2 separate regions of the Homo sapiens genome follow, and region 2 is linked to region 1. A link is an interaction called in ENCODE POLR2A ChIA-PET data of the cell type or tissue named here. Cell type or tissue: OCI-LY7. All regions are shown on one strand. Links, peaks and the distances in the headings refer to the core of each region. The heading gives the core; the rest is flanking DNA.

The links. Peaks named below come from ENCODE experiments on the same cell type or tissue, not always from the same donor. Only the 100,000 strongest peaks of a DNase experiment are listed, where the experiment ranks them.
Region 2: POLR2A ChIA-PET joins it to region 1 with 6 read pairs; 3 of 35 experiments call an interaction of 5 or more read pairs at or near these places.

What each region holds. Positions count from the first base shown.
Region 1 is chr10:114,509,725-114,526,404 of GRCh38, reverse strand. All of the region lies in intron 6 of ABLIM1 (actin binding LIM protein 1), which reads left to right. Among named protein-coding and RNA genes, the nearest start is that of AFAP1L2, 110 kb to the right of the region's middle. RefSeq lists an enhancer at 6,978-7,497. In OCI-LY7, for the core only: a CTCF peak has its summit at 2,434; DNase peaks (open chromatin) are centred at 614 and 2,364; H3K4me3 peaks cover 3,723 bases; H3K27ac peaks cover 2,802 bases.
Region 2 is chr10:114,291,102-114,304,160 of GRCh38, reverse strand. It overlaps AFAP1L2 (actin filament associated protein 1 like 2), which reads left to right. Exons shown (of 19, transcript NM_001001936.3): 12 at 1,677-1,822; 13 at 2,696-2,807; 14 at 3,471-3,716; 15 at 3,799-3,967; 16 at 4,746-4,901; 17 at 6,748-6,941; 18 at 7,061-7,183; 19 at 8,093-9,337. The coding sequence ends at 8,119. VWA2 (von Willebrand factor A domain containing 2) reads right to left here. Exons shown (of 14, transcript NM_001272046.2): 14 at 9,672-12,943. The coding sequence ends at 12,924. Among named protein-coding and RNA genes, the nearest start is that of VWA2, 58 kb to the right of the region's middle. In OCI-LY7, for the core only: no CTCF peak of the experiment used is centred there; no DNase peak of the experiment used is centred there.

The DNA of each region.
Region 1 (16,680 bases), core at 429-4,428:
ATTTATTTCACTGAGAAGTGTAGTGCGTTGACCTTTTAAACAAGGCTTATGTTTTTTTAGGCTGCTACCCGCAAGATTGAAAGGAGACTGTGGTTTTCAGACTTTGGGGTTGTTTTGTTTTGTCTGTGGTTTGTAGAGCTCTGTGAAATTTACATTTGAGTCCTGTTTGGGGGATTTGGTGGTGGAAGTGGCACGTGGGAATGAGTAGATTTAGCTATTACTGTAAATTATGAGATTTTTTTTTCTTTAAGAAATACCCAATAAATGAAAATAAGGAAACAAAATGTTTAGATGTTATTCATGTTTTATTGCGGCTCTAGGTTGAAAGAGCTTGACAATTGCCTCTCTTTCCACCTTTGATATGCAGTAAAAGAAATCTAGAGATTCTGGCCTTTATATTGAAAATAGTTTTCCTAAAAACCCAGTTATTAATCGAATCATACTGTAAAGACTTTTTTTGGGGGGAAAGTGTTTTAAAATGTGCTATACTAGCATGAAAGAAGAAATGGGACCAGAAAGTTATTTCATCTGTGAAAAAAATAGATTTATGATGTTGGAAAAGAAAAAAAGAAAACGTGAGTTTGGCCATAAGCCAGCAGGAGTGTGGTCGCTATAGCAGCTTCATTTGTCACTTAGCTGAGATTGGAGACTTAAAAGAAAACTGAGCCTGTTTTTCTCTCAGACAGCCTCATAAGGAATGTTAAGAGGATGTGAAGTTATTTAGATTACCAAAACAGGTTCTGACAAGTAAGTGAAAATAACTCATTAAAATATAATTGTTGCCATTCTATAAATGGATCAAAAGGCTTGTTGAGTCACTGCGTACTTATAGAATAGGTGAATTTGCCACGGCTCATTGGTATAAATTACTTTTGAGAAGGCTTTTTAAGACTAAGCGTGAGGCCTTGCCAAGCATCCCTTATAACACTTAGAATGTTTTGACCAATGTTTTCGAGGCGGTTGCCTAAGCATTTTCATGTGTCAGTGAGTCTAATCCTCGCATCAGTGGCTTATCCAGTAAGCTCAGGGAATATTATATCCTGACAACAGAAGCCTGCAGATTTTTCTCTTCAACTAAACAATAGCTCACCTAAAAGGACAGAAAGTGAACTACTCAGTTCTTGTAACCTGACTTTCTGGAGGGATGGTCATGATTTTGGCTCCTGTAGAACAGGGTTTCTCAACCTCAGCATTATTGACATTTTGGATGGGATTATAGTTTGTTGCAGGGGACTGTCTATGGGATGTCTAGTAGCATCCTTGATCTCTACACACCAGGCGACAGTAGCACTCCCTCCCCAGCTGTGAGAACCAGAGATATCTTCAGACACTGTTAAATATTCCCTGTGGGCAAAATGCCCCTGGTTGGGAATCACTGCTAGAGGGAAACCTGTCTTGGGGCCTACTGCTGCCAACGAGGGGGAAGGGTCTATGAGAGGAGGCTGGAGTCCCAGGGAGGCCTGGCGGGGTCCAAGGAACAGTGGCAGGACAGGTGTTTTTGCCTGACCATTTGGTTTTTATTTTGTTTGGGTTTTGTCTGAAATCACATCTTGGGAATGGGGTATCAGATTCAAGGACTTGCTGCGGATATACATTCTTCTGCCCCCTTTTCCTTCTGTGCCCTTGTGGGACTTATTTTATACAGTGCTATGATTGGTATAGTAGTCAAACTTCTTTCAATTGAATTCTAAAGTGCATTCTGGGGATATACTATTTTGTCTTTTTTTAAAAAGAAGCTTATACAGTGATCCATTTTATAAAGCAAATAGTTACCCATACTTTTCCCTTCTGTAAATATAGAGTTTTTTGTTGTTGTTGTTGTTTGTTTGTTTGTAATGTGGGTTTTTAGTAAATCTGGCCATGCCTGTTAGTTTTTTTTTCTTCTAGAATCTGCAAGTGAATGCTTTCATTTCTTTTTTCTTTTCGCCATCTGTACCAGTGGGTCTCAAACTGTTTTGATTTTTTTAGGAATTGGGCCTTGTTTTGTGAGTGCAATTGAAGAATCACAGCTTTTTTCCAATTTACAGATAACGATGAAGTCAATGGCTGGGATTTTTTCCGTTTAAAATTTTTCTTACACCTTTAGCATTAATGCTACTGCTTGTTTGCTCTCAAAGGTTTACAGATTACAAAATGCATGAAGCTGCGAGTGCTGCTTTTTCTTGGTGTTTCTCCAAGAATATAGTACATTGCACTGAGCACCGTGACTTCCAGGAGCTACCACCACCACCCAAACCAGATGAGATGTACCACTGCATAGTGCTTAGTGGTGCTTAGCATTGGCTGAACAGATAGGGAAACACCTTGACTTATTGAAGTCTATTCTTGGTGACAGACCTGGACTGGCCCATAATGTTATCAGAGAGCTGTGGTTTCTGCTTTTGATTGCAAAGCAAATCTTGCATTTCTCTCCACCTGGAGGTACCAATGTGACACACACCATGTGCTCTCTAAGTAACAGTTCTTCGTAATTAAAATTCACCCTCTCCCCCCATTCAGTAGACCAAAGATCCCTGAGTGCAGCAAATGTGAGCATTTTAGGTCTATTTGCCCCCAGGATATAGCACAGTGCCTGCTCATACTATTTGCTCAGTCATTGATGAACAGACAAATGAATGTCAATGATTTCTATGGAAAGACCACCCAGGAGCTTGGTCAGCAAGCCACATGTCTGCAGCCTGTGTCCATATTTCTGTAATTTTTTAAAGAGGACAAATCCAGTCACCATCTAAGCAGGTTTTAATGTCTGAGGGGCTACCAGAAAACTCTTTGAAGGATGCAGGAAGAGTGGGTCTGTGGGTTGTAGAATTTGGGCCTTCATAAGGCCCAGAAATTAAATTTCTGCTCTTATTATAAACCCCACAGGTTAATGCTTCTTCATGGTTTCAATAAGATAAAGAGCACACTAACCATAGGGTCTGACCCAAAGGCAAGGTATTTACCACCTCTTTAAGAAAACTCGCCAGTTGAAAGAGCTTATGATCAGAGGTGAAAAAACGGCCCTTGTTGATCTATGTGTCCTGTGGGGAGTCAGGTGGTGCTGCCCAGAGAACCTACCTGGTTCTCTGAACCAGGTTATCAGGGCAAGGGGGGTGCAGATGGGGCAGATGTCTTGAAATTGGAAGTTTCCAGACTGTGCAGAATGTAAAGATGCCGTAGTGAGAGACAGAGAAGCCAAAGATCCTCTCAATCTCTTGCTTTGGTTCACAAACCAACCCCAGCTCCATGGATTTTTTTGTTTTGTTTTGTTTTTTGAGATGGAGTCTTGCTCTGTCACCCAGGCTGGAGTGCAGTGGTGCAATCTTGGCTCACTGCAACCTCCACCTCCTGGGTTCAAGCGATTCTCCTGCCTCACCCTCCGAGTAACTGGGATTACAGGTGTGTGCCACCATGCCCGGCTAATTTTTTGTGTTTTTAGTAGAGATGGGGTTTCACCATGTTGGCTAGGCTGGTCTTCAACTCCTGACCTCAAGTGATCCACCCGCTTCAGCCTCCCAAAGTGCTGGGATTACAGGCGTGAGCCACCGCACCTGGCCTAGCTACATGCTTCTAAGCAGAGCCCTGGGAATGAGCAAGCGTGAGCCTTTCTTGTACCTTAAGCTGCAGAGGCTTAAGGTGCAGCCTTTGACGGGAGGGGACCTTCATCAAAGAGGAAACAAACCCTGCTGCTTTATTATTCGCCAAGCCTGGAATGTTTTTAGCAAATACGTGTTTGTGTCCTTCTCAGCATTGCTGGTTCACACTGAGGCCATTTGTTGCTCATAAACACTAGATGAAGCAAAAATACTTGTTTACACTTAAGACTGCTTTTATCTTTCCTTACTGCTGAATAGTAATTTTTTACTAGATTGTCTTGGTTCTGTGCAGCTGGTTCCTTATGTCTGTGCTCATATCCGTATACCTTGTCCAAATAAACATACTTGAAAACATAGAGAATTGTGTTTTGTGAAGTTTAGAACATCCTCTAACAGAGTTTAAGCTGAGCTTTCTGCTTTGTTTTGGCAACTTGTTTAGGATGCCAAATGTATCTGGTCTGGCAACAGATGAAAGAAGATGTTGGCCCTTATATAACGAAGTTTAGGGAATAAGTGGGGGGTGGGGTGGATTGCCAGGTTTCCTTTGTGGTTTGAAAAGAGTTCTAAAGCATGAGGAAAACATGTGTTCGACTGGGTTTTTGTTTTGCCTTTAAACCTTGGAATTTTGAAAATCTGTTGAAATATCTTCTCCTGGCTTATGCAGCCCTCTGAGATTAAGTTTCTGATTACCTACATCTTCCCTCCTCTTTCATTCCAGCCCTGCTAGCCTTCTTTCTGCCCCTCAAGCACAGACACTGTCCATCTCTGGGCTTTCACTGCTCCCTGAGCCTGGCACATTCTTCCTCCAGATCTTGGCTTCCTTCTCATTATTCAACCTGCCTCTTTTGACTTGGAGAGGTATCCTCTAATCACCTAGCTAAAGTTGCTTCCACCTGCCCAACCCCTAGGCCATCTTCTCTCCCCTGGTTCTGTTTTAGGTTCTTCATGGCACTGTTCCCCGACTATCTGGAATTCTTATCTGCTTGTATCCATGTCTAGTATCTGTCACTCATTGCAAGAATGTATGCTTATGACAGGTACTATCATATCCCCGAAACTAAAACATCATCTGATAGAAGGTTGGTGCCCAATAAGAGGATGAGTGGATGGATAGAAGGATGGATGAATGGGAGGGAAAAGGAGAGGGAAGGAAGGAAAGAAGGAGCGGGGAAAGGAGGGGGGTTGACTACCGAGTAAATTTCTACTCTCTTTTAAGTCTAAGAGCTTCTCTCCTGTGATTCCTCTTTGACTCCCCAAGACAGTAGCCTTGGAGAATTTTCTCCCCACACCCACCTCACTTTGTACATTACACTAACCATCTTATCCAGTTACAGTCACCTGTTTGCTAAGCTCTGCATACTAAGCTCTTGAGGACAGGAATGTGTAATAAAGGTGGTTATGGTTGTAATTATTGTTTGTTCTTATTGCCTTAGCACTTTATAAGCATACTTCATCAAAGTCCTTTCATCAACTCTATGGCTTGAGTATGACTCTCATCTTTGTTTTGCAAGTAAGTAAACTGAGGCCCAGAGCAGTTGCCGAAAGGCGTACAGATGATTACTGCAGGGCCAGGAATTGAATACAGATTTCTTCTTGGTAGCGCAGATTATACAGCCTTTCTTTCCTCCTCATCAGGTGTCCAGTGCCTGACCCACAGGTTCATCACAGGCTTTTGCCAAATGAATGAAACCTAAGACCTCACCTCCTCCCTTCTCATCCCTATTATTTGAGCTTATACATATTATTTATACTATTTATAAACATAAACATGAGCCTATCAGTTCATAATCCAGTGACATCTCTAAGGATAACTAGCTGCTGTATCTTAAGTCACTTATTTTTATTGTTTTTTTAGAAACAGGGTCTCACTCTGTTGTCCAGACTGGAGCACAGTGGCACAGTCATAACTTACTGCAGCCTCAAACTCCTGGGCTCCAGAGATTCCCTGCCTCAGTCTCCTGAGTCCCGGGACTACAGGTGCATGCCATCATGCCCAGCTAATTTTTTTTTATTATTATTTTTTAGAGACAGGGTCTCACTATGTTGCCCAGGCTGCTCTCTTAACTCCTGGCCTCAAGTGGTCCTCCTGCCTTGGCCTCCTGAAGTGCTGGGATTACAGGCATGAAGCACCACACCCAGCCTACGTCATTTTTCTTTCTTTCTTTTTTTTCTTTTTTTAACCGATAGGACGTCATTGATTGCTTAAACCCTCTCATTCTTCTTATGTAAACAAATCTATTAGTCAAAAGTTAAGCAGCTGCTGAGTCACATGGCACTTTAATCCAGGGTTACAATTGGCAGCCCTGGGAATGAGTTCTCCTTTTTTTAGCTCCCACGATGGCACTGATTTCCCCTAGAATATGAAACTTACACCAAGGAAACCACCATGACAACTGTAGGTAGCAATTTCAAGCAGAAAAGACTAGGAAAATGCCTAAGAATTTTAAACCTGACAGAGTTCTTCTACATTTTTAATATAACCAAGTGCTGTTCATCACCTGCCTTGACACCGGTGTTTGTGAGGTTGATTGGCCCCAGGATGTTCCACTGCAGAACAGAAGGCCAAGATCAGAAGCCCTTGTCGACATATAAATGTAATGCTGTAAGCTGGCTTGGAGCTGTGACTCCATGGAGCCAATTCTAAAATGATTAAGACTTCTGTCTATAGAGAGTTGAGGTGGAGACTGTTTACTATGGCCCTGCCCAGAGGCTTCAGCAGCTGAGGGTGTACCCTCTGCAGTGGGAGTCTTCAGGCATGAGCCTGAAGCCTGTGCTGGCCTCTAGGGATGGAGTCCCTTGTTGTCTTACAGCTTGAATTTTCCAGCACAGGACAACTCCAGATGACAGCTCCAACAGGGCAGAGGCTGCAGCCTTGCCAGACTGGTCCGTCAAAGCTTTCCTTGGCACATAATCCAGTTTCACCCAGGTTTGGGGGTAACCCAGCTGGTTCCTTTTTTCCTGGGTTGGTGGTGAGCTAAGCAGGGAGGTAGTACCCACAGGTTATTTATGGATGTCAAAAACTCAAAAGGCCCTCAGCACTGGGGGTAGGACCAGTGAGAAGTGCTCAACCATGGCATGTATGAGGGATCTGTGGGCGAACCCTGATGTGTCATTTGGCTCCTCTATCCATCACAAAGAGCAGGGACCCCTGAACCCTTTAACCATCCCTGAGCAAGATTGGAGGGATTTTTGCCCTTTTAATACAACTTCTTAAATGGCCTGATGGCCTTGGATGTACTCATTAATAAATATGTCTTGTGGTTTGCAATTTAACTGTCTGTGTGATGAGGATATTGGAAAGGAGTTTCTGACTGATTCATTGTTCACACTTGCCTCTCCCAGCCGAGGGATAATTGGGGCCTTGCCTAATCTGCACTCGCTCACACCCAACATGTGCTGGGCGGGGAAAAAAGGCTGCAACCTGGCCGGCTGGTTCCCGGACCTGGCCTTGCACCAACCAGGAAGATCTCTTCTCTACCTCCTTTTCTGTGTTCAAGGTGATACCTGCTTAGGACTCCCAGAAATATCATTAGCAGGAAAGTTCCACAGATTTAATCTAGTCTAAACCTCTGAGAGTTGAGGACACTGAGACCCAGAAAACCTGAGTGATTTTCCTAGGAACACACAGCCCATTGGTTAGTAAGGCAAAAGTAGACCTCAGAGCAGCTCAGTGCTTCTCTATCCCCTCTGCACCTCCCCCAGGCTGCCTCTTGAACTACTTCTCTGCTTGCTGTACAAACCAAAGCTATCTTTCAAAGTCTTTTGGAATATTAAAGCCATTACAGGGAGGCAGGGTGTGTGGGGATTGAGTAGATATTCAAAAGATTTTTGCTCAAACCTTTATTTCACTTTGTTTTTAAACAACTTCCCTTTCCCATGCCTATGGAGCTTTTCTTGTCTCATCCTAAAAACTCCCAAGTTCCCACCTGCTTCTAGGAAGATTGTTGATGATTGTCCAGGCATCCCCTGCCACTGTCTGAGCAGACAACTTCTAAAAGTTTTTTTTTTTAAGTAGTGTGAGCTCATCGTAAATAAATAAATGAATAACTGAGTAAGTACACTTGTTTGTACTTCTCTGAATCACATGTAATGGGCCAGATAGTACATATTTTCAGCCTTGTGGACTATGCTGTCTCTGTCTCAGCTACGTATGGGCTAAAGCAGACCTAGAGACTATGTAAATGAACAGACATGGTTCTGTTCCAATAAAGCTTTATTTACAAAAAACAGGTAGTGGGCCAGGTTTCACCTATGGGCTGCCAATCTTGGTATCAGGTAAAAAGTAAACATTCTCCACTTACTCCCTAAGCTTTATTGGCACAGGACCACGTCTGTTCATTTACATAGTCTCTAGGTCTGCTTTAGCCCATACCAGCCTTGAGTAGCTGAGACAGAGACAGCGTAGTCCACAAAGCTGAAAATATGTACTATCTGGCCCATTGCATGTGGTTCAGAGAAGTACAAAGAAGTGTACTTATTCAGTTATTTATTTACAATAAGCTCACATTACTTTAAAAAAACCCACTCCCAGAGGTAGCTATTGTTGAGAGTTGGGTCTATAGTGTCACTGGCATGCAGATACTTACAAATACGGGGTTGGATCATGTAAATTTTTTCATATAGGATGTAGAGTTCTGTATCTTGCTTTGCTCCTGTTTCTTGCACATAGATACCTGTGGGAGGGCATGTATTCTTTTATACAAATAGGACCGTTTTATGCATGTTGTTCTACAATTTCCTTCACTTGGCAGTAACTCAGTGTTGATGCTTATAGGATGATGACATTCTTTTTAATGACCACATAGTGGTAAAATCCTTTACCATACACTAAGAAAACATGACAAATACCAAAAAAAAAAAGTATGTGTGTAAATAACTACCAGCAGACACAGATGATGTCTTGTTCGTCTCACATGGTCCCATGTGTCTGGTGGGCACATCCACGGGGATCCATGTCAGCCCGTGCAGCGTTACTATGTTTCCAAAGGGGGTTTTGTTTCAGCCTAACTTTCTGCCAGCACAGCACCACATACAGGTGACGAGCTAATAAAAGATTTGCATGATGAGGAAGGTTTCAGACAAACTTTAGCTTCAACATTGTGGTTGATTATGAGGCAATTTCTGTGAAATCCTAAAAATCCCAAGTTTTTTGTCCTGCTGTGAACACAGTTTATCGCAAAAAAGTACAGACCCACATTGTACTGTGGCCCCCCTCCCCGCCCTTTAAAGTATGCGCTGTCGTTGATGCCTTGAATTCGTTCCTAAGGATATCATAGATCACCACAAACTTGGCAGCTCAAACATGACAGAAATGTATTCTGTCACATTTCTGGAGGCCTGAAGTTTGAAATCAAAGTGTTGTCGGTGTGGAGTGGGGGTTCTTCTGGGGGCTCTGCTGGAGGGTCTGCTTCATCCTGTCCCCTGGCTTCCAGTGCTGCAGCATCCTTGGTGCTGCGTGGCTTGGAGCTGCATCGCTCCAGTCTCTGCCTTCATCTTCATGTGGGTCCAGCTTGCCCTCTTGGTCAGTTTCCTTGTCTTGTCTGGTCCCGTCCTGTCCTGTATTTTGTAAAGACTTGTCATTGGATTCAGGGCCCACCTGAATCCAGGATGGCCTTCTCTCAACACCCTTACCTTAATTACATCTGCAAAGCAGGTTGGACATATCTTTGGGGGACCACAGTTCAACTCAGCCCATGCCCTCCCATCTAAAAATCGGAGTGCTTGCTCTTCCCTCTCAGGTTTTTCCTCCTGGAGGTGAGGAAAGGGGCAAAAGCCTTGTTCTTGTCGTAATCAACAGCCCTGCTCTTTGAGGATAAAAAGCAACAACAAAAAAAAACGGAGTCCCAAGGAATGGCATCTACTATTAGTTAATCGCAGGTCCCAGAAAAGCACCAGCCAGAACTGCAAGTCTTCTAGGAAATTTCTTACTGAATTCAGCAAAATAAGAGGCTAATGAGAAGAGTGTTTGCATATCTGATAGTCTAACTGAAAGGAAACAGAGGAAGAAAAATGTGCTTTTGTAAGCCCTGAGAGTTTTAGCTGAATGGCAGCCTTTCCCTGTGATTAACTGGCATTAATTATTGTTTCAAAGAGTTTCCAAGGTTGACTGAATCCAGTGTGAAGCTCACAAAACCAACACCATCTATTTGTTTTATTTCTCAGGAGAAAGTTATATTAATGCAAAAATAAAGAATTGTGGCTGGGTTTGTGATCTGTTTTCAATAGTTTCTTTAAGGAAGCAGCTGTTTTTTGTGTTGCACAGGGTACTTGGATGCGAAACAGTTTTTGTTGTTTTGGCTTTTTTTGGAGACAGAGTCTTGCTCTGTCACCCAGGCTGGAGTGCAGTGATGCGATCTCGGCTCACTGCAACCTCTGTCTCCCCAGTTCAAGCTGTTCTCCTGCCTCAGCCTCCCTAGTAGCTGTGATTACAGCCACACACTACCATGGTTGGCTAATTTTTGTATTTTTAGTAGAGACAGGGTTTTGCCACGTTGACCAGGCTTGTCTTAAACTCCTGGCCTCAAGTGATCTGCCTGCCTTGGCCTCCCAAAGTGCTGGGATTACAGGTGTGAGCCACCACACCTGGCCGCAAAACATTTTTTATGTTTAAAATTGATACCTGCTCACCTCACTCCCTTAGACAATGTTTAAAATTGATACCTGCTCACCTCACTCCCTTAGACAATGTTTAAAATTGATACCTTGCTCACCTCACTCCCTTAGACAATGTTTAAAATTGATACCTGCTCACCTCACTCCCTTAGACAATGGCTTTGGTCGCAAGGGACAGAAACTCACCTCAAACCAGCTGTATTTTGGAGCCAGCATAACAAAGCACCACTACTTGGATGTTTTAAAAAAGACAAATTTAATTTCCAACAGCTCTGGAGGCTGGTGAAATCAAGGTGTGGGTAGAGCCATGTCCTCTCTGAGCCGGTAGAGGAAGATTTACCCTGGCCTCTTCCAGCTTCTGGCCTCTTCCAGCTTCCTTGCTTATGGCAACAAAACACCAACCTCTGCCTCTGTTTTTGCTTAGAGTTCTCCTTGTCTGTCTCCCTCCCTCTTCTGTTCTTATAAGGACATCAGTCATAGTGGATTAACAGCCCAACCTATTCCAGTATGAGCTCATTCCAACTAATTAACATCTGCAACAACCCTATTTCCAAATAAGGTCACACCCTGAGGTATTGGGAGTTAGGGCTTGAACATATCTTTTTGGGGGACACAAGTCAACCAGTAACATCAGCTGAAGCAGAAAAGAGGCTCACATAGCCAAGCCGCTGGAGGGGACAGGGCCTTAGATGTCATTAGCATCCCGTCAGCTCTGTCTGCTTATCTGTGTGTGTCATTCACACTCACGAACTCACTCTGCATGAAAAGCATAAGGCTGCAGCTCAGGGATTCTCAACCATGGTGGAAAGGGCTCTTGTACCCCCAGCTCACATCCTGAAGTCCCAGGAAGAGATTCCATCGGAATGTCACCTCTCCAGCTCTAGACCATTCACTGTGGCCAGGGAGAGGGTCACGGGAGGGAATGGCAGCTTCCACATCTGGATTTGGGGAAAGATCCCACTGCCGCACACCAAAAGCAGGGTAGCCTTGACATGGCCGCTGCGGGAATTGTGAGCTCAGGGTAGCTGGCCCAATTTGTGTGAATCTCAGAACTAACCTAATTCGAATGCAGCATTGCAGTCACGTGTCACTTAAATGACCCTTGTCATGACTTACCTTTAATGTGATTTTATGCACGCGCTCCTTCTCACCCATCCCCTGCTGCATTGACCTGGACTAAACTGCTTTCAGGTTCTGGGAGATCTCCTCAGAAGTTGTGTTAGATTTTTCATTTCTCTGGAAGGTCAGTGCATTTGCATTTGGGCAGAAACTCATGGTGACTATACTAATAATTTAATCTTTAGTCTCAAAGGACACCATGGTGGGTAGGTCTCAATGACAGGCGCTTTTCCTCTCTTTTTTAGTTTTCAATCTGAAGCTTTTAAACTTCCAAAAAGAATCACAGTAGTGTAGAAATAGTCTTAACTTCTGCTAAATGGCCTGTGGGAGGCCTGCTTCCTGTACTTTGAATACCTTTTCATAGGTTTTCATGCAGTCTGCAAGAAAAGACAGTTTTATTTCAACTATAAAAATTAATTCAGGTTGAGAGTGGTGGCCACGCCTGTAATCCCAACACTTTGGGAGATCAAGGCAGGAGGATCACTTGAGCCGAGGAGCTTGAGACCAGCCTGGGAAACATAGGGAGACCCTGTCTCTACAAAAAAAATTTTTTTAAATTAGTTGGGTATGGTGGCACATGCATCTGTAGACCCAACTACTTGGGAGGCTGAGGTGGGAGGATCACTGAGCCCGGGTGGTCGAGTCTGCAGTGAGCTGTGATCACGCCACTGCATTCCAGCCTGGGCAACATAGTGAGACCCTGTCTCACAAAAGCAATAATTCAAAGGAATGACTGCAGAAATTACAAAAACAGCTGATAATTCAGAATGCTCATTTCACTTTATTTTTTTTTTTTTTTTGAGACAGAGTCTCGCTCTGTCACCCAGCTGGAGTGCAGTGGTGCGATCTTGGCTCACCGCAATCTCCGGCTCCCCTTTCCCCCTCCCATTCAAGTGATCCGCCCACCTTGGCCTTCCAAAGTGTTAGGATTACAGGCGTGAGCCACTGCACCCGGCCTCATTTCACTTAATTATGTTTGCTTCCAGCTAGTATCGGAAAGCAACTTTTTTATTCTGTGAGTCTTAGGTGAGCAGCAGTAGAGAAACTTACCTGAGATAACTAATCTGTAGATCCTAAAAGTGATGCTTGTGGAGCCTGTAGGACAGATGCAGTTATTCCTTGAGTATAGTCATTGAGTGATGGTGTCATGTGAAAACTTTGCAGGCTTGGATGATATTTTCAGGAGTATATGTATCTTGGAAATTTGCAGTATGACCCAAACTTGGCACATCTTAATAGTCAATAAGAATTTGCAGGGGCACTAAATCCTTGCTATCTCTCTGGCAAAAGATAGATTTCTTGGTAGTGTTGGCATCGACACCTTTCATGGAAAAATCGATTGCTTGTATCTACTAGCTCTGTGCTAGACAGGAAGCACTAAGAATTCATTTGGTGGTTCTTTCATTCCTGGCTTATGAGGGATACCCTTTGCTCCTACCCGCCACCAAGGTGAATTCACCTTGACCCTGAGCATACCAGCACACAGACCAAGTTGGGCTTTGATTGCTGGTCATTTACAATAGGTTAGAAAGGGGTGAGCTGAAGCATGTCGACTAGATGAAATTGCCACAGTGTGGTATTAACCTGCTCAGGATAAATTGAGTGTGAAATTGTTACTGCCGGATGTTGCTTGCCAGTGGGGTTTCTTTTTTTTTATTTTCTTTTATGTGATAAATGTTTTTGCTTGATTTAAGAGGTGGTAGAATACTGGCTGTTACTGAAATGAAGCTAATTTCTTCCTGTTCTGAGCCATTATAGCATATCTTGCGGACATTTGAAACACATTTTTCTCCTAAGATAGCTGCATTTCTGAATGAAGAACTGATATGCTTTCTTTCTAAATTCATCACATTTCTTTCTAAATTCATCACGTTTATCAGTTAAATGTACAAGGGGTAAGAAATGAATTTTCAGCAGATTGTTGTACCTGAAAAATTACACAGAAAAGTAACTTTAGGTGAGAAAGTATCTGGTAAGTTTCTCAAAGGTTTAGGTTTTCTGGGTCTGGTTTGGTTTGGTTTGCTGGGGAAAGGGAGGATGGATGGAGGAGGATGGATGGAGAGTACAGGTGACTGTCTTCTTGACTATAGTGTAAGTGATAGGAAAAAACTCTCGAGTTTTGGTATATAAGTAATAAAAGCAAAATTCGGCTTGCTTGCTTGCTTTCTCTCTTTCTTTCTCTCTTTCTTTCCTTCCTTCCTTCCTTCCTTCCTTCCTTCCTTCCTTCCTTCCTTCCTTCCTTCTTTCCTTCCTTCCTTCCTTCCTTCCTTCTATCTGATGGAGTCTCACTCTGTCACCCAGGCTGGAATGCAGTGGCACGATCTCGGCTCACCGCAACCTCCACTTCCTGGGTTCAAGCGATTCTCCTGCCTCAGCCTCCTGAGTAGCTGGGATTCTGGGTGCACACCACCACACCCAGCTAATTTTTGTATTTGTAATAGAGACAGGGTTTCATCATGTTGCCCAGGCTGGTCTTGAACTCCTGACCTCAAGTGATCCGTCCTCCTCGGCCTCCTAAAGTGCTGGGATTACAGGCGTGAGCCACCACACCTGGCCTGGATTCTGCTATCCTTCTAATCCCAATTTACAAGTTATATCTTCCGTGAAGTCCTGCCTGACCCCTTGAATTATAGTTAGACATTGTCCCTTCCTCTGGATTCAGAAGCAGGATCTTTCACTCAATGAATGTCTATTGTCCACTTACTATTTGCACACTTCGAGAATGCAAAGATGAATAAGGTTCCTACGTAAAGCCTTTTGGCTTCTCTGCAGACTGGTCCCCAGAGGAATCAGCATGTCACGAGTGAATAAGAGGTACTCCGTGAGTGCACATTGCATTGGATTGTAACACATTTTCTTTCCCCAGTTCGCTAATTTCAGCCCTTTTTACGCACAGGAAAAAAACATCCTTTTGTTTGGGCTCCTGTCTTTAATAGACCCATTACTTTTGGAATAAGCAGCTTCCCCCCAGGAAAGTTCACCTGAGTCATCTTGTGCTCAGCACGACTGGCCTGCAGCAAGGAAGTGGTACCAAGCAGCTTTACTGTCCTAATTGGACAGAAGGAAATTGACTTGTCTTGGATGGGGATTATCCAGGTCTTTCTGCTCCAGGAAGACACTGAGAGAGCATCTGTCCACCTGAGATTGTTTGTTGATGAGAAAGTGATGCCACCGTGTTCAAGTTTGAGGGAACTGCAGAGCAAGACCTTCTGGGTCCACAGGAAAGAGAGGTCTTTAAACTTAATGATGCTCCGAACAGCTGGAAGGGGAAACTGGAGAATATGGACAGTTGGCTTTTCTGCTGAGAGTTGAGACTAGTCTCTACAGATGACCTGTTTGATGCAAACTGAAAGAATTAGAACAAGTCTTTGCCAAAATATACACTGGGAACAAAATGATAGGAAATGGGACTTTTCTAGAAAGACATGAGAAGGGGCCAGGTGTGGTGGCTCACGCCTGTAATCCCAGCACTTAGGGAGGCTGAGGCGGGTGGATCACTTGAGGTCAGGAGTTTGAGACAGCCTGGCCAACATGATGAAACTCTGTCTCTACTGAAAATACAAAAATTAGCTGGGTGTGGTGGTGCATGCCTGTAGTCCCAGCTACTCAGGAGGCTGAGGCATGAGAATCACTTGAACCTAGGAGGTGGAGGTTGCAGTGAGCCGACACTGCACCACTGCACTCCAGCCTGGGTGACAGAGCAAGACTCTGTCTCAAAAAAAAATTTTTTTAAAGAGGTGAGAAGGGTATAAAAAAAATTAAAATGAAAAACATTGCTTAGAATAGAATAAAATCTCGTGGATTCAGCAATACATCTTGCTCTTAAATATTTGTTCTGCCATTGTTCTGTGACGTTAGAATTTTCCTCAGTGATAAACTTACATTTTTTGTATACTAGTTTGAGGTATAATTGATTCTATAAACAAGAATTTAACATTTCATTCTTGTACTATGTTAACTGATTATATAATTATACTTATAATGTGCGATTATAAAAAGACAACCCCTACCTTAATGGAACTTAAACTTTAGTGGAAGACTTCAAAGATATTGATAAGTTCAAGGCACTACCTTAACAGAATAAATAAATGCTGTAGGAGCACAGAGGAGGGAGGGAACACACTCAGCTAAGACTGAAAAGACCCTGTGGCAGGGCACAATGGCTCAGGCCTGTAATCCCAGCACTTTGGGAGACTGAGGCGGGTGATCCCTTGAGCCCAGGAGTTTGAGACCAGCCTGGGCAACATGGTGAAACCCCATCTCTAATAAAAATACAAAAAGTTAGCTGGGAATGGTGGTGCATGCCTATAGTCCCAGCTACTCAAGAGACTAAGATGGGAGGATCACCTGAGCCCAGGAAGTCAAGGCTACAGTGAACCAAGATCGCATCACTGCATTCCACCCTGGGTAATGGGAGTGAGACCTTGTCTCAAAAAAAAAAATAATAAAATAAAATAAAAATAAAATCCCTAGAGAAGGTAGCAGTAGAAGCTTGGAGCATTGGTATTTTGTTATATGAAATAGACTATTTTATACAAAAAAATACCTAATATGTGTTCAACGCCCATTAGACTCTGGAAATACAAAAAATGAATGAGACAATGTCCTTGTTCCCAAGAAATTAAAGTCTAGTGGGGAAAAATCTGCTAGGTAGCCAGCAGTTATAATTCATTGCATTATATAAATGGCATGTGCTTTATATGAATATATAAATGTATATTCAAGTCAAGAAATACATGCAAATCAAAGAAAATGCCTAAGTCCAGGGGAGCTGGAGAAGGCTCATTTCAGTCTAGAAGTTTTCAACCTGGGCTACACCTTGCAATCACTTTCTCTAGAGGGGCCCCAGGCAACTATACTTTTTTAAAACTACCCTGTTGATTCTAATGCACAGAGAAGTTTGAGAGTAGCTTCTCTCAGGAAATTTAAGATGTGGGAAGGTATAGGCAGTGATATGGTTTGGCTGTGTCCCCACCCAAATCTCATCTTGAATTGTAGCTCCCATAATTCCCACATGTCATGGGAGGGACCTGGTGGAAGGTAGTTGAATCATGGGGGTGGGTCTTTTCCATGCTGTTCTCGTGGTAGTGAATAAGTCTCACAAAATCTGATGGTTTTATAAATGGGAGTTCCCCTGCACAAGTTCTCTTGCTGGCCGCCATGTAAGACGTCCCTTTGCTCTTTCTTCATCTTCCGCCATGATTGTGAGGCCTCCCCGTGTCAGCCATGTGGAACTGTGAGTCCATTCAACCTCTTTCCTTTATAAATGACCTAGTCTCAGCTATGTCTTTATTGGCAGTGTGAGAACGGACTAATACAGGCAGGTTAACATATTTGAGGCTGACGCAGAGCCCACATGGCCAAGGCATGGATG
Region 2 (13,059 bases), core at 1,474-5,473, 220 kb after region 1:
TGTGGAGGTCCTCATCCAAACTTTGCTCCAATCCTGCCCTCTGGTGGCTGAAAGACCCACATCGCAATTGCTTCCCAGGGTCCAGCTTGTAGCTTATATTCATCCATTCAGAGGTTCCCCATCAACAGACATCTTCTCAGCACAGGAATATGGTGGACAAGAGCAATATGGACTCCGTCCTTGTGGCACTTACATCCTAGTTTGGGAGTGTGATGTTATTCAGCAAATTACCCAGCCAATCGCTGGGCTACAATGGCTGGAAAGAAGTGGGGAGGGTGCTATAGACTTGTACTGGGGTCTGGGTGACAGGCTGGAGCGGGAGGGACAGGGCTTGATCCTAGGAGCAACGGAGCCCTGATGGCTTTCAGGGGAGGGCGGCAAGCTCAGATCGGGGTTTTGAGATGCTTCCTCCAGCTACTGGGGTGGGAGTGGATCGGAGGGGGCAAGAAGGGACCTGCTAGGAAGCTGTCGCAGCTGTCCAGGGCAGAGACGCAGCCTGGACTAGGGGAGGCCCATGAAAAGCTGTATTTAGAATCCAGTTGAAACTAAGTGGGGGCCGGGCATGATGGCCCACGCCTGTAACCCCAGCACTTTGGGAGGCTGAGGCAGGTGGATCACCCGAGGTCAGGAGTTTGAAACCAGCCTGGCCAACATGGTGAAACCCTGTCTCTACTAAAATACAAAAATTAGCTGGGTGTGGTGGTGGGCGCCTGTAGTCCCAGCTACTTGGGAGGCTGACACAGGAGAATTGCTTGAAGCCGGGAGGCAGAGGCTACAGTGAGCCAAGATCCCACCGCTGCACTCCAGCCTGGGCGACAGAACAAGATTCTGTCTTTAAAATAAAAAAAAACTGGGAAAAGGAAACCAACTAAATGTCAAATTCTGCTCATCACGGCCTCTTTGATGAAGAGAATGTAGCAGCAAACGTGATGGAGCTATGGGTTATACCAAAGGGGGCTGATTTTCCTCATCAAAATAAACCTATAGCTTTGATTAAATGGGCAGTTTTTTCTCATTATAAAGGTAAGAAACAGTGTGGACATTTTAATTGAGGTACCCAATGGATGCATTTGATTAGAATGCATTGTCCCCTGGAAAAAAAAATACCAAATTCACTGGGATTTTGATGATGATTTAGCAGCTGAGCTAGTGTAAGGTATTTAAAAGATGTCCCGACTTTACTGAAGCCATGAACAAAATAAATTTGAATGTTGTTATTTCTTGGGGATCCAGGAAGTCTTGTTGTATATGGGATTGGGGGAATGACATGCATTGTTCATAAAATACAAGTGTCAACTTAAAAGACATACAATTTTTTAATCATTTTAAAAACTATTAATTAACAGGTGGTCACTAACAGTTTTTAATAGTGACCACCTGGTGATAAGTTTTCACCTCCTAGAAACACAATGTATATACATCTCATATGGCCCTTGGGACAAAAGTCCACAGCATTATTGAGGTGGCATCAAGATGTCACTGACGACAGGAAATATTATCTGGGGCCACTGGGGGGTGGGATAGGCTGGTGAACAGGAGAAGCACAGCCCCGGGCTGTTACAGAGGCTTTCGTGGGCAGGCTCAGGGGTAGGGGTACGGTCATGGCCTGGTGGGGAGGGGCTGGCACCAGGCAGCACTGCCTGGCCCTGCTTATGTCTCTCTTGGCCTCGTTCCAGGCCAAGTCTTCCGAGGAAATGGGCCACTGGCTGGGTCTCCTGCTCTCTGAGTCAGGCTCCAAGACAGACCCAGAAGAGTTCACCTACGACTATGTGGATGCCGATAGGGTCTCCTGTATTGTGAGTGCGGCCAAAAACTCTCTCTTGTGAGTAATTTGGACCCTTCCTCCGTACACTCTCTTATTCCTGGCCATGCTGTAGGCCCTGGGTCAGCCAGAGTCAGGGGCAGCAGGGAGCACAGGGTCCCACCCCACTCTGCCCAGCAGCAGGAAAATGTGAAGCCAAGGAGTAGCCCTCAGGGAGGCCCGGCCAAGAGCCAGGAGCTGAGCTAAGAGCAAGGAGCCGAGCCAGGCTTCGGGCCCCGGGGGCAGCTTTGGCATCCTCAGAGGCAGTTAGACTCTCCAGCTCCTCCAGGCAGAGCTGTCACCTTTCCTGACCTCCTACTTGTCCTTCTGGTGAATCCCTCACTGGGTCTCCAGCACACCCTGGAGAAAAGCAGGTCAGGGGGTGGTGCTTCTGTTTCCAGATGAGCAAACTAGGGCTGAGGGAGAGGGCGTTCTCTGGTCAGGGTGGTAGAGCCAGTCTCGTGGAAGCCGGCTGAGCCACTGAAACAGAATCAGTTTTCTCATGGACCAAACGGGGATAGTGTCTGGCCTGCGCCACCCCAAGTGTATTGTGAAGATGAAATGAGAAGGGGTTTTTTGTTGTGGTTGCTGGAAGGAGATCCTAGAAGGGAGGAATGGGGGAGAAGATGGCAAAGGGATCCTAGGACGAGGCGTATGGGCAAGGGAAGCTTGTCTTTCTGGGAGGAAAATCTCGAACCAAGAATTTCAGGAAGAAGGCACTGGGAAAAGAGGGAGGAGGTGCCCTCAGATCCATGGAGGTGAGTGTCAGCCCCCAGATCTCTTGTGTGGCCACCACTTTCACGGCAACCACTCCTCACTGGGAATCCTTGGAGTCTGGTGCTTTCACCACCCTGCCCCGGCTGCTTCATGTGTGCCACCTCGCCCTGTTTCCAGACTGATGCAGAGAAAGTTCTCAGAGCCCAACACTTACATCGATGGCCTGCCTAGCCAGGACCGCCAGGAGGAGCTGTATGACGACGTGGACCTGTCAGAGCTCACAGCTGCGGTAAGGACCCGGCCAGGCAGTGGCCTGGGCCTCTCCAGGCCCTCCTCCTACCAACCTCAACACCTGGATGCCAGAGATCATTAGAGTATCCCTGAGATGAGATGAGTGGGTTCTGAGTCACCTACCAGGCCAGTAGTGCAGACACCTAAGTGCAACAAGGCTGTCTCCTATATGTGAGGCTGTGCAGTTTGCTTGGCTTGGGGACTTATCTAGATGAAACACCGGTGAACCCCTCTCGTCAGGGCTAGGGGTGTGGTGGTGGGATTGGGAGTGGAGGTACCAGTAGGCTTCCAGGTCCAAATCGGTTGTTGAGTGGGATGATCACACCGATGGCAACTTCCACGTTTTGGGCACTGAACCCTGTGCTGAGCTGAGGACCTCCTGCAGATGATCTCCTTGAATCCTAACCACCTTATGGGAAGATGCTGCTCTTTTCCTCTTTACAGATGAGGAAATAAGGTTCAGGGAAGTTAAGTGCTCTGTCTGGGTCTTCCACCTCGAGTGACATATCTAGGACTCAGCCAGTGGCCCCCCCAGCAGGGAGGGAGATCTCTTGGAACACTGTGAGATGGGCACCAGAACTGTGAGGCAGGGCTGGTACCCCCTCCACAGCTGAGGGAGTAGAGGTAATGTTGAATGCCCCAGACTCACTCTCTCCTGCAGGTGGAGCCTACCGAGGAAGCCACCCCTGTTGCAGATGACCCAAATGAGAGAGAATCTGACCGAGTGTACCTGGACCTCACACCTGTCAAGTCCTTTCTGCATGGCCCCAGCAGTGCACAGGCCCAGGCCTCCTCCCCGACGTTGTCCTGCCTGGACAATGCAACTGAGGCCCTCCCGGCAGACTCAGGCCCAGGTCCCACCCCAGATGAGCCCTGCATAAAGTGTCCAGAGAACCTGGGAGAACAGGTACAGGCCTCCCCTGCAGGACAGCAAGACCACCTTCCTGCGCCCCTTCAGCCAGCTGAGTCAGGTCTGCTTTCCCCCAAAGCAGCTGGAGAGTTTGGAGCCAGAGGATCCTTCCCTGAGAATCACCACCGTCAAAATCCAGACGGAACAGCAGAGAATCTCCTTCCCACCGAGCTGCCCGGATGCCGTGGTGGCCACCCCACCTGGTGCCAGCCCACCTGTGAAGGACAGGTTGCGCGTGACCAGTGCAGGTACTTGTGCTTGGGGAAGTTAGCCCGATTCCATCTGTATTAGTCAGGGTTCTCTAGAGGGACAGAACTAATAGGATAGATGTATATATGAAAGGGCGTTTATTAAGGAGAATTGACTCACACGATCACAAGGTCAAGTCCCACGATAGGCCTTCTGCAAGTTGAGGAGCAAGGAAGCCAGTGGTGGATCAGTCCAAGTCCCAAAGCCTCAAAAGTAGGGAAGCCGACAGTGCAGCCTTCAGTCTGTGGCCAAAGGCCCGAGAGCCCCTGGCAAATCACTGGTGTAAGTCTAAGAGTCCAAAAGCTGAAGAACTTGGAGTCTGATGTTCAAGAGCAGGAAGCATCCAGCACAGGAGAAAGATGAAGGCTGGGGAAGACTCAGCAAGTCAAGTCCTTCCATGTTCTTCTGCCTGCTTTATTCTAGCCATGCTGGCAGCTGATTAGGTGGTGCCCACCCAGACTGAGAGCGGGTCTGCCTCTCCCAGTCCACTGATTCAAATGTTAATCTCCTTTGGCAACACGCTCACAGACACACCCAGCAACAATACTTTGCATCCTTCAATCCAATCAAGTTGACATTCAATATTAACCATCACACCATCGTTTTCAGATTAGGAAACAAGTTCAGAGAGGTAGAGGGACCTGTCCAGGTCTGGCATCCAGCCTAGCAGGGCTTTGTGCCAAAGCCCCAGGTTCTATCCGAGCCTGGGGAGTAGACTGGGGACAGCCCTCATGATCCAGCTCTGCTTACCTGGGGCTTCCCTCTCTGGGTCTGTAGAGATCAAGCTTGGCAAGAATCGGACAGAAGCTGAGGTGAAGCGGTACACAGAGGAGAAGGAGAGGCTTGAAAAGAAGAAGGAAGAAATCCGGGGGCACCTGGCTCAGCTCCGGAAAGAGAAACGGGAGCTAAAGGAAACCCTACTGAAATGCACAGGTAAGGGGGCCCCCAGTGGGGAGGGACCCTCAGCTCAGAGGGCCGTGTAGGCTTAACTTTTTGGCGGAAGATCTGGCTGTCACCACACCTTCTCAATCAGTGGGCCCTGGCCCCTTCAACCCTTGGCCTGGGTGGGTGCTCCCTTGTGTGTCCTTTCTTCCAATCCTGTCTGAAAGGTCATTCTCCTGGACAGAGAGAGAAAGCCTCTGACGGAACATCAATAGGACCAGCAGGTCATCGTAAAAGCTAGTTAAAGGAAGTTTTACAGGGTTATGCATAGGCCGTGTTTTATTGTCACTTAAATGCATATTCCTTGGCCCATCTTTTGAGGACCTGGCACTGCAGATTTTTTGAGCTCTGGTTGGCTGACTGGAGTCTCATGTCATCCTTCATGCATTAACTACACCTGTTAATGCATCAGCCTTCATTTCCAGCCTTCATTTCTTGAAAGTCAACAAAAACTTAAGATACTTGCCAAGAAGTCTTTCTAGATTATCTTCCAAATCACACTCGTATCATTTGACAGCTATTTCCTGGCAATCTGCTGCATTTAAAATTTCAAAATTAAAAAAATATTGAGATGGGGTCTTGCAATGTTGCCCAGGCTGGTCTAGAGCTCCTGAGCCCAAGGGACACCTGCCTTGGCCTCCCAAAGTGCTGGGATTACAGGTGTGAGCGTGAGCCACCATGCCCAGCTGCAACCTGCCTCTTCTAGAACCTTTCCAAAGTATTTGACTTAGTTTTCATGGAGTAACTTTGTGCTTATTTAAATTGTAGAGGTGTATGAATAAGCAAGAGCAGCGGTGCAGGTTTGAGGACAAACTCAGCTGACTGGTGAGGGAAGGTCTTGAGGGTGCAAAGTCACCCACTGGCTTTCTTTTTTTGAGACAGTCTTGCTCTGTTGCCCAGGCTGGAGTGCAGTGGCGTGATCTTGGGTCACTGCAACCTCTGCCTCCTGGGTTCAAGCGATTCTCCTGTCTCAGCCTCCTGAGTAGCTGGGATTACAGGCATCCGCCACCATGTCCAGCTAATTTTTGTATTTTTAGTAGAGATGGGATTTCACCATGTTGGCCAGGATGGTCTCGAACTCCTGGCCTTAAGTGATCTGCCTGCCTCAGCCTCCCAAAGTACTGGGATTACAGGCGTGAACCACCGCACCCAGCTTGAACTGTATTTTTTTAAACTCCAATCTTCAAAACATTATTAGTATACGTTTTCTTTTCCTTCCCTCTTTAGAGATGGTCCTTCAATAGCATCTGTGAATTTTTCTTAAACAGTGGCCCTGTGCTCAGGACTCTATGTGGTACATATGTGATACCATCCTTTCCTCCAGCAGTGAGCTTCTAGGATACAGGCCCTAGGCATCATTTCACGGTGTGGCAGCATCAACCCAAGAGGTCCAGGGTTAACAGGAGGAGCCAGGGCTGAGGACTCCTGCTCTGTTAGGCGTAGGGAAGCCAGAGGATTGAGGGAACTTGGTAGGGCAGGTCAAGCTGCCCAGCCCTCCTCCATGGGCCATGAATAAAGCCCCTCACCCTTTTGGGTCACTGTCAAAGCAACCAAGAGTCTCTGAGAACCTACAAGAAGGGACTTAAGGCCTCAGACTCATGCCCCTTAGTGAAGCCAGAGCTCTCCTCCCCAAGAGCCTCCCAGCCTTTGCAGAATGCTAGCTAAAGGAGGCCTCCAGGCTGCCCCGGCATACAGGCCCCTCCTGGCTCTGAGTGTTGGGGCCAGACCTGTGGTCCTTCTCGGGTGGCGGGGTATGTAGACCCTGCCTCCACCCAGCAGGGCTCCCTGGCCTGGGCTGAGATGCTGTTCTCTGACACCTGCATAATTCTCTCTCCAGACAAGGAAGTCCTGGCGAGCCTGGAGCAGAAGCTGAAGGAAATTGACGAGGAGTGCCGGGGCGAGGAGAGCAGGCGCGTGGACCTGGAGCTCAGCATCATGGAGGTGAAGGACAACCTGAAGAAGGCTGAGGCAGGGCCTGTGACGTTAGGCACCACCGTGGACACCACCCACCTGGAGAATGTGAGCCCCCGCGTGAGTGCTGGAACTGCGGCCTCTGGGCTGCTTGCAGGGCTCCCTGGACATGGGTTGGGGTGGGTGGGTCACATCTCCCTCCCCTTGACTCAGCCCTTGCTCTCCTCCTATAACCACAGCCCAAAGCTGTCACACCTGCCTCTGCCCCAGACTGTACCCCAGTCAACTCTGCAACCACACTCAAGAACAGGCCTCTCTCGGTCGTGGTCACAGGCAAAGGCACTGTACTCCAGAAAGCCAAGGTAAGCAGTCACTCCCAGCCTCCCTTGGGGCCAGCAGAAATGTCACTAAGGTAGGGGCCCATCTTCTGACCCAGGTGGTGCTTTGTGGCTTTTGGCACCAGCTCTGAGCAAGGGCTCGGCACTCACCAAGGAGTGGCCATGGCTTTGCCATGCCTTCAGCTCAGTCTCTGGCACTGACCAACCAGAAAGGTGTCTGCACTTGGTTCGAGCATCCTTCCCTGTGAGCTTGGGGATGCTTCAGTTCTTGCCCTCCACACAGCTATGGGTAGATTCCAGGAGGCCAGCTGCAGCTCAGGGACAGATTATGACTGAGTTTTCAAACCAAAAAGTCAGTCAGTGACTCCACAGGACTTCTACCATTAAAACTAAAGAAACAGACTCACATAGGTGGTTTGAATTGCCCAAAGTTGCCCACCCAACTACTGGCAAAATTCTCAGCAAGTTGTGAATGAGGAATCCATGCTATGATGCGGTTTCTCCCTGATGGCTAGTCAAAAAAGTATCATTAATCATTTACTCATTTACTCATTTGTACACTAAAGAACATGCCTAGGGCTGCCTTTGCTTTTGGCAAATTCTGCTCCTTATTCCTATCCTCCTTACCTGCTGGAGATATTTGGAGGTCCCACAACAATGGCTAACCAATAAATCCATGCAAGCATCTGAACCTCCACTCCCTTGTTGCTGTGAGAGACATCACTTATAGGCACTCGCTGTTGTGCCACAGTCTCAAAATCTCTGAATAGGCACTCTAAGCAGTGATGAACACACAGGGTTTGAAACATTTATCACCTCTGTGCCTAAAATAGTTTTTCTCACATTTTTTCTATGTATATCAAGGTTGCTACAGTGGATAACTAACTATCTTTTTGGTGGGGGGTGGGTGCTGGTATTTGAATGGTACCCTAGGAATGGGAGAAGAAAGGAGCAAGTTAGAAAACAAGCTTCATCTAAAGACTCTCATGTCAATGTGGACCTTGGTGACAATCCTGCTTTGTTAAAGCAAAAACTATGCGAAAGGGTGAGTCTGTTTAGAAGAAAAAGCAAAGACTGAGGTACTGTGAATGGAGAGCTTCAGCTAAGAGGAGGCTCTGTCCCTTTTCAGAGCCAAAGGAAATAATACAACAAAAAGGAGGCTTCTTTGGAGACCTAAGTCTATTGGATGTAAACAAGACGTTGTATTTAGGGATGTTCTGTGTTTCTTTCTTTTTTGAAGTTGTCATCAATTGCTTTACTAAGATTTTTAAATAGTGAAAACCTCCTGTTTAGACTTTGGTGGAAGATGAATCAAGGAAGCAGGGCCCTGTCTTATGGGTCACGTGTCTTTGGTGAGTGAGAAGACCTAAACTCCTGGCCATCATCTCTTATCCAATACTTAGCAGTTGGGGATTAAACCATCCTTGCCTTCAGTTCTCTCCAATATTACCAGGCCCAACTCAGTCTTCAGTGATTTTAAACAGCATTGACATCATCTGTAAAACCATCATCTGTAAAACCATCTATGACATGAGTTTTGAGAAACAATAATGGGGAAAATATTTGGGACCAAGCTGAAGCACTAATCCCACTAAGTTAAAGACTTCTTTCCAGTCCAAGGCAGGCCTGAATCAACTGTCTTTAAATAAAATTTTAAGTGATGCTGTATTATATATAGGAAAAAATGCTTAAAATCCTGTCATTTAGAACAGTGAAAAGTATCTTTTGAGATTAAAGTGACTCTTTACTGTAGGAAAAATATTACTCTGTGTTTACAGATTCATTGCTGTGGTCAGGCCATTTTTAAGGGAAGAGTTATTTAATATAAATAGTCTCTGATTTTAAGTTCTGTTTAATGTTCATTCTCCTTCCAAGAACAAAGTGGTGATTTTTGGTTAGGGTGATCGCCCTCTTAAAATTGGCAGTGCTGTTCCTTGTGCTGCCCCTGTCTTTTCCTCTGATGGCATTTTTTTTTTTTTTTTTTTAACACAGGTTGAAACATTTCATCTATTATCTCTGCCTCATTTCTGGAGGGTTGTGTATCAGTTCTCTAACACTTGTTCCTGAGAACTAAATGTCTTTTTTATTCTTATTTCCTCTCTCATAAACATTTGGTGACCTTTTACCAAGTGGTGAGTTAGTTAGGTTTTTTAAAATAAAATGTTCATTGTATTTGAAGTTTTCCTCAGTTCATGAAATGACTTGGGGCAGGGCCTGGGGGGTTCTCAAGGGAGGAAATGTTTTGGTTATTTACACACTGAACTACAAGATGGGATCCTAGCAGGAAACTCAGCCTCCTTGAATCAAAGAGCATAGATAAGGCTGAAAGCAAATTTTAGTTGTACAGTTAACAACATACCAAAGACACAGGAAACATCTGCAGAAATTGATCATATATAAGTGAATGAAAAATCAGTACTCCTCCCAGAAGTTAAATATACTCCTAAAGAATTCTTGGGAAAAAAGAAACATACCAATACTGGGAAGGTTGCCTAAGTAGTAATTAAGGAAGTTTATAGCATAAATGTGTTTATTTTAAAAATGACAAAATCAAAATCGGGTTCATTAAAGAGACAAATAGACAACCTAAGGCAATATGAAATAGCAGAACTGAAATGGAGGCCTTAATACAGATACTGACAAGATTTTTCAAATTATAAAAAAATACTATGAATATATCAGTGTAAAAGTTTGAGAAATATGTATTTTCCATTATAAGGTTAGTATAGCTCTGATACCAAAAATTCAAAACAAATTGCAAAAGAAAACAAATCTCATTGTTGGACACAGATTAAAAGAATCTGAAATAAGATGTTGGCAAATGAAAAATTCAGCAGGGTTTATAGAATGATGCATAATGACCAAATAGAGTTTATCCAAAAAAATCAAGGGTTGTTCAATGATTGAAAATACACAAATGGATAACCTATCACATTAACAGATAATACAAAAAATGCATTATCTTGAGGAAGAAAAAGCATACCATAAATCTCAACATGTAATAAACACTCTTAGTTCATCTAGGAATTAAGCATTCTTAAACTGATAAGTAACCCATAGAAAACAATTATTATGATGAAAAAGTCAAGAACCAGATATGGATACATGCTACTTCATGAAACATTATTCTGGAGGTCCCAGGCAATGCAAAATGACAAGAAAAAGAAGTGGTATACAACTTTGAAAGGAAGAGACAAAACTAGCATCATTTGGAAATATTTCTCTAGAAAAGCAAGAGTCAATTATTAGAACTAGGGTATTCAACAAGATGACTGGAATCAGGATCGTTCAGAGAAAATAAGGAAATTTATGGCCTATATGCAATGTTTTAATTATTGCAAGGAAAATATATTTCTGTCTTATTTGAATAAGTAATTAAAGGTAAAAATTAAAGCTAATTTCTTTTAAATGAAAGAAAAAAGGCTTGGCTAGTTAGGCCATAGGATAGCACTTTCCTGGGGGACTGACAAAAGCTGAACTATTTAGTGGCACTGTCACTACAAAAGGGGAAAAAATGTTTCAAAGGCGAGAAACCCATTTCCTACAAAGAAACAGTAAAGGCCCTTACTATGTAAGTCGAGAGCCCACAGTTTGCTGTTTAAATCCAAGTAATTCAATCAGGGCACCCAAATACCAGCCCGGAACAAGACAAAAAGCCTACATTATAACATGGTTAAACTGCTATTTAAAGACAATGCATTCATGTAATTTCTATGACATCACTGATCAGCATCTGCTAGGGAGCATGTGATCCTGCCCCGGACGTTGTCTTCTGTGAAGGGCAGCATAATAACAAAGTTATCAATGAAAGTATCCCTTGAATATAGATGATTATGACTCAATGTCTGGTACACCAGACTTTTTAATATCTAAAATCTTGGTGATACTGCTTCAAGCGCTTTTCTAGCACCAGAAATCCTGAAGTTCTTAAAGCCAAAGTACCCTTGAATGTTTGTCTATAAAACATTATGTTACAATATTTATAAAGAAAAATGGGCCAGGCACAGTGGTTCACCCCTGTAATCCCAGAACTTTGGGAGGCCAAGGCAGGGGGATCACCTGAGGTCAGAAGTTCGAGACTAGCCTGGCCAACATGGTGAAACCCTGTCTCTAACTAAAAATACAAAAATTAGCTAGGCATGGTGGCACCTGCCTCTAATCCCAGCTACTCAAGAGGCTGAGGCATGAGAATCACTTCAACCTGGGAGGCAAAGGTTGCAGTGAGCCAAGATTGTACCACTGCACTCTAGCCTGGGCAACAAGAGCAAAACTCCGTCTCAAAAAAAAGAAAAACGATAAAGTGTCTGGAGTCACATCAGAGCTCTAGAAAGATTTCTACAGAAAATCCAACTCTAAACAACACAACCAAGGAGAAGAAGTAATTCCTAAATACTGCAGCGATAGGGAAGTAAGTATCTAGTTTGCCAGAGAATATTCCAAATATGCCTCTTTGCCACATAGGTACAAATATCCCTGTTTAATAAATAACCAACATTTCTTGAAATATTTCTTTAAAAACTGTGTAGAAAAGCAAAGCAAAACAAAATTAAAACCTAGACAGCGTAAGATCAATGCTTTAAAAAGCAAAATCTCTGTAAGTTTCTTTATCCTATATTTTTGAGTTTAAGAATCTTACTTCTCTTTGCCCCACTAAAAGGAGAATAAGGAAAGAATTCCATAAACACGCCACAATTAACCCCTCCTAAGTACATTTTTTTCTTTTTGAGACAGATTTTTACTCTTGTTGCCCAGGCTGGAGTGCAGTGGTGAGATCTCGGCTCACTGTAACTTCCGCCTCCCAGGTTCAAGCCATTCTCCTGTCTCAGCCTCCCGAGTAGCTGGGATTATAGGCATCCACCACCACCCCCGGCTACCTTTTGTATTTTTAGTAAAGACAAACTTTCACCACGTTGGCCAGGCTGGTCTCAAACTCCTGACCTCGGGTGATCCACCTGCCTCAGCCTCCAAAGTGCTGGGATTACAGGCATGAGCCACAGTCTCTGGCCGCAGCCTCTTTTGAAAGGAAGACCCTTCAGGTGGACACTGCTCACGACTCAGAACGATTTTACGTGGCCCCTCCAGACCTGGGCCCATTGCACACTCAGCCCCTCCCCCATCATCAAACAAGCTGGTTAATTGGTCACATTTCAGTCTGAGACCTTTCCAAGTCTCTTCCACACACAAAAGGCAGTCGCCAGAAGTCACAAACGTCCCTCAAGCCCCCTTTCAGACTCAATGCAAATGCATCCAGAATGTCTCTGGGGAAGTGGAAAAGCTGCTGCTTTCCATCTTGAAAGGCCGTGGCCTTCGCCGTCCAAAGGATGCTCTAGTAAAGGCCTCTGCTGGGCATTACTGTGTCAACAACATTCTGGCGAGCATTGATTGTGTGCAAAGGAACGTCAGGCCGCTAAATTTAAGTCTTCAGGACCCCTTGTTTATCCTCAAGGGAAAGGTGGCAGATGACATAGCCTCAACAAGGCACAGCAGGTACAGAAAGTGGGTATTTACTTACACATCAAAACTTTTCAACAACATCGTTTGTGGGTGACATCAGCTGCTTTCTTGTCTCTAAGCAGCATGGCTGCAGTTGGGACATCCTCCTCCCTCAGTGAGAATAGTGGTCCTGGCCACGGCGGGAAGCAGACATTCTAAGGACCTGGGGCACAGACATTCCAGAAGGTAGGCACCATTTCAGTGCCCAGGCCTTCTCTGTAGTTGCTGGGAGGGGTACGGCTGCTGCCCTCCTGCACGGGAGCCATGTGCCTCAGGGGCGTCTCAAGAATCCTGGGGAAGGAAGTGAAGTCTGAGGACAGGAGTGTCTGCATCCCCTTCTCAGCCCTCCAGCAGCCTCTGAGGACCCCTTCAGGTCCTGCTCTTACTCTACAACCCACCTCGCCCCC